Regions from separate parts of the Mus musculus genome. Here region 1 is linked to region 2. The links are chromatin loops, found by intact Hi-C in ENCODE. Cell type or tissue: heart. All regions are shown on one strand.

Evidence for each region. A loop is a pair of places that touch in the nucleus more often than their neighbours do. Peaks named below come from ENCODE experiments on the same cell type or tissue, not always from the same donor. Only the 100,000 strongest peaks of a DNase experiment are listed, where the experiment ranks them.
Region 1: it touches region 2 in a loop (2.0-fold over the local background); 3 of 42 quality-filtered maps call a loop at or near these places.

Annotation. Positions count from the first base shown.
Region 1 is chr1:135,008,139-135,013,138 of GRCm38, forward strand. The region is part of intron 6 of Lgr6 (leucine-rich repeat-containing G protein-coupled receptor 6); the gene reads right to left. Among named protein-coding and RNA genes, the nearest start is that of Ube2t, 48 kb to the left of the region's middle. In heart, no CTCF peak of the experiment used is centred here; a DNase peak (open chromatin) is centred at 1,904.
Region 2 is chr1:135,092,192-135,097,191 of GRCm38, forward strand. The region is part of intron 1 of Lgr6 (leucine-rich repeat-containing G protein-coupled receptor 6); the gene reads right to left. Among named protein-coding and RNA genes, the nearest start is that of Lgr6, 11 kb to the right of the region's middle. In heart, a CTCF peak has its summit at 2,721 (motif pointing left); a DNase peak (open chromatin) is centred at 3,180; H3K27ac peaks cover 784 bases; H3K27me3 peaks cover 2,435 bases.

The DNA.
Region 1 (5,000 bases), 84 kb before region 2:
TAATTGCAAAGTAGCTCGCCAGAGTTTTGTGGATAAGTATCATGTTAACACAGAGATAATGAGAGGCTCTTCTCCACAGGAGGGTCATTACACTTAATAGGCCACAGGTAGAGCCAGGACCCCAGCCCAGGAGGCCAGAGGAACAGTGACAAGCGTCTGGCAGTCAGTGTGCTAGATAATTGTCCCCCTCTGCATGAATACTAATTACCTATTACCCTCAAACTGCCCCTTCGACCTTGGGTAATTATACCAGAAAACCCCTCTGCTCTGCCCCATCCTTCAGGAAGCCAGACACTTTGCTCTCCCATGAATCACAGTTTGATCTTCTCACAGAGACGTTCCCACAGGCTGTGTGAGGGCAAAGCTGTAGGTAGATGGGGTTCAAGATGACTGAAAGTAGGGGTACTGAGACTGGAAACAGGACTTTTCTAACTCTGGGGTTCTTGGAGTTCTACTAAGGGCTACACAAATCACCCAGTGCATCGGGTGAGGAGCACAAGTGCAGATAGCAGGGGACAGACAGAGACAGACACATTTTGAATCTTCAACTCCATAAGTGTTGATCTTCACATTTCAGTGTTTCACAGTCAAGTGGCCCCCTTTCAACTGAGTTCAGTTCCTTTAAGAACTTTCCATTGTTGCCCAGGAAGAGTTATATTTTCCATAAGTAACAAGGACATTTCTTCACTCAAAATACTATCCCATTGTCTCTAACAAAAAGCATTGCAGATGTGTGGTCTGAAAACCTTTGGTAGCGATATATTCCCTCTACCTAAAATATCCTACCCCCAGACAATTGTATGGCTACTTAGTCCCCTTCCTAAGATATCCCTCTTCAGAGAAGCCTTCTCTGACCAGCGTATTTCAAACAACACAACCTCTTACCCACTCTACCTCCATGTTACATTACAGTTCACCTCTTCCTCTTCTGAGTTTCTCCTAGCCTAACATGGCGGTACATAACTGGTTCATCTTCATGTCTCAATGTTTGAAAATCAAGTGTCCCCTTTAAAGTTGGTTCAGCTCCTTTCAGAATTCTCGATTCTTGCCCACGGGGAATTATATTTTTTCATAAGGAATAAAGATGTGTCACTCTGAAGACTTGCCTGGCCTTGTCGATGGCAGTGACCAATACAAGACAGAAGGAATATAGTGTGGCCTAGCCCTAAGTGATAAAGTCTTGCAGCTTCTGCCTTCACAACCTAGGAATCCTCACAGCAGCTTGTAAGGCGGCCCAAATGGGACTCACAAGTGGTGAGCTATACCAAGAGGATGCGCTGACAGCCAGTGGTGGGGCTTCCGATAAGTAAGAGGAGCTGTGGTAGACCCTTTAGCCCTCTCTAAGCCTCCAGTGACTACAGCCTCCTCCACGATCCCAGGGAGCCCAGCCAAGCCACGAGAAATAATAAGGTGGTACTTTAGGTCACTACGTTTTGGAGTGATTTTTATGACACAAGAGACTTCCTGCTTTCTTTGCCTTCGTAGAACTTATTGGCACATGTCATTTCTTTTCTTCCTACCCAACCAGAACGAAAGCTTCTTGAACATGAGAATTCTGTCTGTTTTGAATCTTAAACACCAGAATAATATCTGACACAGAGCAGGATCTCAGCAAGTATGTGCTGAATGAGCAACTGAAGAACTCTAAGCAAGCTCATTAATAATAATAAAAAATCAATAAATTCATGAGAATTCAGGACATTAAGAGGCACATTCTTGAGATTTTTTTTTTTAGGTGGATGTCAAAATGACACAGGATAGTCAGGAGGGACACTGTCAGGGTTGCCCTGAGCCTCAGAGACCATGGGATGTGTTCTGGGTGACTTCGCTCCCATGGAGCACGTATATAGCTTATTGGACCCATGTCCAGGCTGCCAAATTGAGTGGTTCCAGTTCTCCTTGGCAGTTTCTGGTCAGGAACTTTGCCAGGAGTAGACAGACAGTGGGGAAAGGCGTATGGTAAAAGGCATGTGAACCAGAAGGCTATTTTTATAGAGAAATGTGGGAGAAGAAAACTCATACAAATGTCCAAAAGAGCTCTGCAAACTCCATACCAGTGAGGTGGCTGCCTTTGGATGTCTACATAGGTTCAATGACCTGAGAAGTTGCCAAACTCTAGCTTTGTTTTGTGCTATGCAGATGGAATCTGGCTCTCATGGTCAGGAACTGTGTCCTTGCAACCCTCTCTGCACCCAGTGAGTTCAACTCAATGCGATAGACACGTGTTGGCAAATGTCCCAAGATACACAAAGCATTCTGCTGGGCAGAGTGGAAAACGGTGAGGTGGAGAGAAGCACAAGACAAGATGAGATCCCTAAGTATGCTGCTGCAGATGCTGGACAGCCCACAAAACATCAGGACTGTTGTGCACCTGGAGAGGCCATACCTGGAGAGGTCACACCTGGAGAGGCCACACCTGGAGAAGCCACACCTGTAGAGGCAACACCTGTAGAGGCCACACCTGGAGGACTTTATGGAGATGGGCACATTTGAAGGACAATTGAAGGACACAATTCAGAGGAGATGAACAAGTAGCTTAGCTCTGTGAAGCAAATGGAACTATTTAGAGGGAAGGGAAGCCCTCGCTCATGGACTGCCACATACTATCCCTGCCTTCGGCCATAGTTGGATGGACCAACACTGGCTGGGCACTCGCTATGGTCCTTTGGCTGAACAATCTCCATCCTCCAACAGTCTGGAGAGATGGATTCTCTTCCTACAACCATTTTTTCAGTTGAGGGAAATGAGAAAACACACCCGATGCTCAATCATCAGTACCTAGCAAGTAACTGGCAGAAAGCACTGCCTATTTGCTTAGATCCCTCCCCTTTTTACTCTATAACTGAACTGTCCAATACCAGAGCTCCAAGCCATGTCTGGCTATTTAATTATAAGTAAATGAGATTTCTATCTCAGGTTTTTAAAAATCTTAGTTTCAGTAGCTACATTTCAAATGTTCTATAGCAATACATGACTAGCAGCTATTGTATTTAAAAACACAGATCTGGAACATTCCTACCATTGCAGGGAATCCTATTAGATGGCCTAACAGAAGGAATATCTAAAAATATAGCTAGAGTATATTTCCCAGCCTCCCTTGCATTAAGTGTGGCGTCATGACCATATTTCTCCCCAAGATGGTAGGTAGAAATTTATCTGCATTTCTGTCTCTGACTTTTATAAAATAGCTGGCTTTCCTCTTCCATGGTCAGTCTACCTTTCCAACAGCTAAATGTTCCAGGGGTGGCAAGAACCCAGGCTCCTGAGTGACCGCGTGGAAGAAATGCCACATGCCATATTCTCCTGGAACTGTTAAGTAATCAGAAAAACAAATAAACAAACAAATGCCTGCCTTCTACTGTCTGTGGGCCACCACACACATCTTTGTCTGTTTATTCCATCAATTTAGCCTATTATCATGAATGCACGCAGCCAGGATTTGAACCCTGGTGGCTAGAGTATAGCGTCTTCACTTCTGACTACTACACATCTGCCAGGAAGTTCTTTTTAAACCACAAAACTGACTCTATGACTCTCCTACACTGAAAAGTCTAGAACAGCTTTCAGAAAAAAAAGGACAAAACAAAGTCCAAATTCCTTAGCGGGCTCCGATGCCCTTGATCAAATCCTTTGCTTCATCTGCATCTCAGCCCTGCATGTATTTTCACATTTCTTTGGTTTTGCCTGGAATGCCCTTTTCCCTACACCCTCAGCTGTTGAAGTTCTAGTCATTCTTTGAAATTGCATCCAAATATACCTTTTTCCATGGACTCCACCTCATCCCTACACTTAGAGTCACGCACTCTCTCAGCAGTTTTCTGGCACTTTCTTCCTCGGCGTGCAGAACAGCCATTTCGGATGACGATGCCTTGGTAATAATAGTAATTACTGTGCAAGGGCTATGTTTCTTGGAGGTTTGCATATGTTAATCCATTTGATTTCCACCATTCCCTTTGAGGTAGGCACTGTTTGGAGACAGGAAACTGAGCACAGAGACAGGCAGTCATTTGGCAACAGCTTTGCAGCTGGAATAGCTGAGCTTGAAGCCCCATGGCAGGCAGGCCAAGAGCAGTGAGGTTATTTGCATATATCTTCTCCCACTCTGGGGAGGCAGGAAGTTTGGAAGTCAGGGAGCTCCTGGGTGCTATTTTGGGTTCCCTGCAGTCTGGGTACAGGGCTACACATGTGACTATCTATTGTCAAAGATTATCATTTGAGCCCATTGCACATGACCACATGGTGGAAACCCCTTTAGCCTTTGTGACTGGCAGTTTCAGGGCAGCATCCCAGTCTTTTGAGAATCTACTCTACTCTTAGAAAGCACAGCTTAGTCTGATTCTTGTGATGCCCTGTGCTTCGGACAGAAAACTCATTCATGGCTCTATGGCTTTTTAGTCTGTTATCTTTAATAGTCCCTAGAATCAGCCAGAAGCCCAAGAAGCACTCACTTGCCTCTCGCAGGAGCCAGAAGCAGATGGAGAAGGACTAAGGTTAAAGAGAAACCATCCCCATCTCCAACTGGAGCTCCGCCTGGAAGCGGCGACTGCCTGTGCCCAATCCTCCCCTTCGTCTGTATGCTTAGCAGTTTTCAGCCAAATCCAATCAAACTGATGGCAAGCAGTCAGTCAGAACATTCGAGAAGGCTGCCCGAGCCCCAGGCTGCTTCAGGACTCCCAACTCGAGTCTGGGTACACAGAGTGCCCAGTTCCTGAGATCTCTGGGGACTCTTGCTGTGGGTCAGTGGGCACAGCTGGCAGGATTTCATACGTCTTTTTATTGACGAGGAAACAGGGGTTGGAGAAAAAAGGTAAGTTGTTGGGATTCTCAGAAACAGACTTTGAACTCAGGCCTTTTGGCCACTTTCTCAACCACCCAGAGTTGGATCCTGGAAAGACTATGAACAGCAGGGCTCAAAGGGAAGGGGAAAGATGGAATGTGCAAGGGGAAGGTTCTATAGGATTTCCTAAAGGTGTTTATAACACTTGCGGCCAAATGATTAT
Region 2 (5,000 bases):
TCTAGACAGGTAGGGTCAGGGGAGTTGCAGACATAAGGGGAGGGGGCCTACTGATCCCTTCACACTGCAAAGAATGGACGCTGTAGGGAAGAGCCCAGCGGAGAGCAGGGTGAGCCTGGAAGGTTGGGCAGCCAGGGTGGAGGGCTTCCCACATCTGGAAGCTCGGGAGTGCCTTCCTCCCTGGGTGGACTAGGGACTGTCTATTACACAGTGTCCCCTTTACCCAAGAGGGGTACACCTCAATATGCCTAAGATCTCATATAATATCAAAGCCTATATACTACATACATGCTTTATATACATTATTAATAAATTAGGCATAGTAAGATACTATCAATAGCAACACTAAAACAGGATAATTATAACAATATACTCTAATAAAAATTAAGTGAATATACTCTAATAAAAATTAAGCGAATGTGCATGCATTCTTCATTCTCTCTTAAAAGAAGTTTATTATACTTTTTTTTTTTTAATTTAAAGGAATTTGCAATTTCCCTGTTCTTGCACTTGGGGCCATCTTGACATAAAGCAAAGGTTGTTAAACCAAGGCCTGCTTGCCCTGCAGGGTCCTCTCAGATGAACTGAGTAGCAAAAGGCTACTGAGTGACTATCAAGAAGGTGCATACACAGCACAGAAACCTTGGACACGGGATGCAACAGAGCTCTGCTGAGACGGAGACAGCACGACGCCATCACGCTACTGAGGATGTCACACGATTTTAAACGATCAACTATTTACTTCTGAGATTTTCCATGTAACATTTCCAGGCCTTGTTTGGCCACAGATAACTGAAACTGCAGAAAGTTAGAACTTTTAATAAGAAAGGACCACTAATACTGAGAATTAATGCCACGGTCTAGTTCAGCTTTGTCTGCTACCAAGTACACACTCAAGAAATATTTGTTGGTCGAAACAAACGTAATGATGGCTAATGTCCACTAACTGGTTATGATGTGTCAGTGGTCCTCACAATCCCCATGTGGTATGTATCATTAATTCCATTTTATAGGAAGAAGCTAACAAGAGTCTCTTCCTGAGTACTGAGCCAGGATCTAAACCCAGACAGACTGACTGCTGGGGGGTGGTGCCCTTAACCAAGTGTGTTGGCACTTGGATGGAGTCTGCCATACAGGACTCTCTCTCTCTCTCTCTCTCTCTCTCTCTCTCTCTCTCTCTTTTCCCTTCCCTCCCTACCCTCCTCCCCTCCTCCCTTCCTCCCTCCCTCCCTCCCTCCTTCCCACTAAACAAATGCCTTTGCATCGGAGCCCTCGACCTATCCCACCTGGACTGAGTGTGCTTCCCTGCCCACCTCAGCACAGCATACTCCATAGCCCTGGGCCCTGCAGATGCCATTCATTTTCGTTTGTTTTGTTTTGTTTTGTTTTGTTTTGTTTTGTTTTGTTTTGTTTTGTTTTGTTTTGTTTTGTTTTGTTGAGACAGGGTTTCTCTGTGTAGCCCTGGCTGTCCTAGAACTCTGCCTGTAGACCAGACTGGCCTCAAACTCAAGAGATCTACCTGTCTCTGCTTCCCTAGTGCTGGGATTAAAGGCAAGTGCCACTTCCACCCGGCCACCAGGTGCCATTCTTAAACTAAATATCACCTGCAACCTGGAGATGCCCAGTCTTTCTCTAATCCTAGACCCCTCTGGTGTATCTGGACAAAAGCTCACGTCTACACCACTGCATTCCACAGATAGATGTCCCTTCCTTCCATCCCCCAACCATCAGACCTAAAGGGGTCACCATCAAGGGGCAATGGGACAGCAATGTGTCTATTGGGTCACAGCATCTGTGAGGTCTCTTTCATCGTTCTATTTCATTTTATTGTTACTGTTGGTGACATTCCCATGCTTAATTAATAACCTAAGTAATATTTGTTCGCTGTGAGCATGTAGAAGCACATATTATATAGGGCATGGTACTAACTGAGCTCTTAGACATCTAACTGGAGCGTCTTGAGTGTAAGGGGGAACTCTATCATATATAATAGACAGTCCCTAGTTCATATGAAGAGGAACATTCAGGAACAGACAGAACATATGACTACCTGAAATGGAAGCTAAGTCAAGGTAAAAATCACACACACACACACACACACACACACACACACACACACACACACACACACACACACACCCCATCCCTACAAACCAGAGTGTGAGGCTCTGATGGCCTAAGAGTCTGAGAGGGGGTTGCACACTTAACAGGATCCAGTGCAAAATAAAAGTCTCTCATGTGGAAATAGCAGAGTGCTGACCCAAGTTAGAGCCCTTCAAAGCAGTGCATAGGTGGCAAGTGACAGGGTGACTCACAGGCTGATGTCCAGGTAATTGGAGGATTTGGGCCCAGGGTGGAGTCAGAGGTACCTGACTCTCACCTCCAATCCTCTAGGGTTCTGAGTACCTACCTGTCCTCAGGTAAGCAGGGTGGGAACCCAGGTCCTGCCCCAATTCTCTCTTGCTTTTGTCCTAAACAATGGTTGCCTTCCTTTCTTGTCTCCTCCCTGCCTCCTCCGCTTGGTCCACCACAAAGGCAGGGGATTTGTTTACAGCCCTTCCTGCCTCAACTCTTGCAATACCTGGACACTGGATCCAGCCTTCCCATCCTCAAACACCCTCACTGCCCCAGATCTAGAGCTGACAGGAAGGAAGCAAAGACCAAATACCTATAGGTGGACTGTCTGTCCGGCCCTACCCAGAGCACCCCCTGCAGGAAGAAACCCATATTATGGGCCTACAAGCAAGAGGAAGTTTGACAGGGTACTGAGTAAAAGGGCCGGGGAGCATAGACCAGGCCTGCAGGAGACTCCCTCCCAGTCTAAAGTGAAAGGATAGTCAGAGTTAAGAACCCCGTGAGCTCCGAATCTGATAGTAAAAAAAGCCCCATCAAAGAGACGGACTCGGACTCAGAGACAGACTCATGCAGACGGTTTCTAATAATACCTAATATTTTCAAAGAAAATAAAGTCACATTCCCTGTGTGAAAAGCCCTTCCCCTGGGCAGGCTCTTGCTTCCTACAGATCAGCAGGGAGAGACTTACACTACCTGGCAAACAGTCCTCATAGATCATTCACTCAAGGGCCTGTGGCTTTTCTTTCACACCACAACTGCCTCTCAGAGGGATTCCCACATGAGACCTCAGTTAGTTCAGCGGAGCCTGTCCTCTGCCCTGCCTGCCCAGGGCATGTGGTTATCTGACCCCGCCTACAGCACTTCTCACTTCCCACAAGGCGCCTCGTGTGTGTTATTTGCGTTTGTCTTATCAGCTTGTTTTGAGCCTCGGGCCCAGAGGAGACCATGCATGGACTACGGAGTCCAAGCTCACCTTTGGCTCTTTTTCTCCCTTCTGTGACCCCATAGCCTCATCCTTTCAGAGGAGATAGCAGTGGTCTTGTCCTCACATGGGACATTCACGCAAAGAACCTTATGCAGAGGCTCTCAGGGAGCAAGCATCCTGTCTGTGTCCGGCCAGTCAATGAGTGAGCGAGTGTTTACTCCCTGAGACAGCCTGGGGGTTCAAGTAGCTTCCTCACTAGCCGTTAACAAGATGGGAAGGGAGTGTTTACTGCATGACTTAGGGTGAGAGGTGTCACCAGAATTCACAAGTCGCTGGGCTTCAGCCTACGCTCCTGCCTCATAGCATGCATGGGGAACACAGAGCAAACCAGAGAGGCCTGGAGACCTATCAGAAAGAAGCCACAGAATGGGTCACCTGGAAAGGCTCCCTCCTCTAGGGCATGTTAAAGACCTTTCAGCAGCAGCCGATTTGGGCCTGTTTCCCAGGAGCCCGTGGTAACAGGTGGGGTGCAGTCCAAATCCCAAGTCACAGTGGAGTTGCAATCAACCCTGGTTGGCTGGGGCTTGTGCCTCTGATTCCCCTGTTTATTCCTGAATAAGAGGACACGCTCTTGCCCCTTACAGAGAGCCCAGCAATCTCCGGGGTTAGGTTGAGAGGCAGTGATGAGGAGTCTGCCAGCACTGTTCCTCTCTTTCCCCTGCATTAGCCATTGGCCTTGGCCTTGGCCCTGGGGACCACATTCAGACACTGGTGCAACAGGAGACACTCAGCACCTTCCTGAGTGCTGCCACGGGGACACTCCCACCTTCCCCAACACCTCTAAGGCCAAAAGAGATCGGGCAAGTGGCAGAGAGAGAGAGAGGAACTCTGTTCTCGAACAAGCCCTCTGGATATCACCCTCAGCAAAGTCCTAGACAGACAGACTCAGTTTCTCCTTCCAAATGCTTCTCCCAAGGGAATAGCAGAGTCCCTCCTACGTAACCGCCTCGTGTCAGCCATGGCGGTGTGCCAAGCACTGTGCTGAATTACAAATGTCTGTCTCAGAGTCTGCTGTGATTGTTTCCAGTTTAGAGCTACAGAAACAGGCCGGCAGACGTAATGAAACACACTGGTACCCTGGGCGTGGGCACCATGCGCTCAGGAGGCTACGCAGGGAGAATGACCATCTTAGGCTTTAAACAGGGACTGGAGAGGTGAGCTGATGGTTTAAAACAATGGCTGCTCTTCCAGAGGACCCAGACTCCATTCCCAGGATCCACCTGGCAGCTTACAAGTGTCTGTGACTCCAATCACAGAGAATGCAGTGCCGCCTTCTAGCCTTCATAGGCACCAGGCATATACACGACTCACAGGTATGCACGCAAGTGAAGCAAATATACACCTAAAAACAAATTAAATTTAAAAGCCAAAAGCTAGAAATGTAGTTCAGTGGTACTCGTCTACAATGTGCAAGGCCCAGTCCCTGGTGAATGCACACACACACACACACACACACACACACACACACACACACACACACACAAGGAAGGAGTTCTTTCCTTCTACGGCAGTGGTTCCAGATGTGCCAGATGTTGCCTGGGGTTGGTTGGCAGTGCTGGCGGCCTGAGAAGCACAATTGATAAGTCCTAGCTGATGAACACCTCCAATCCTTTTGTTTGCTTTACATGTGTGCCCTGGGGAGGAAAGGCAGAAAGCGCTG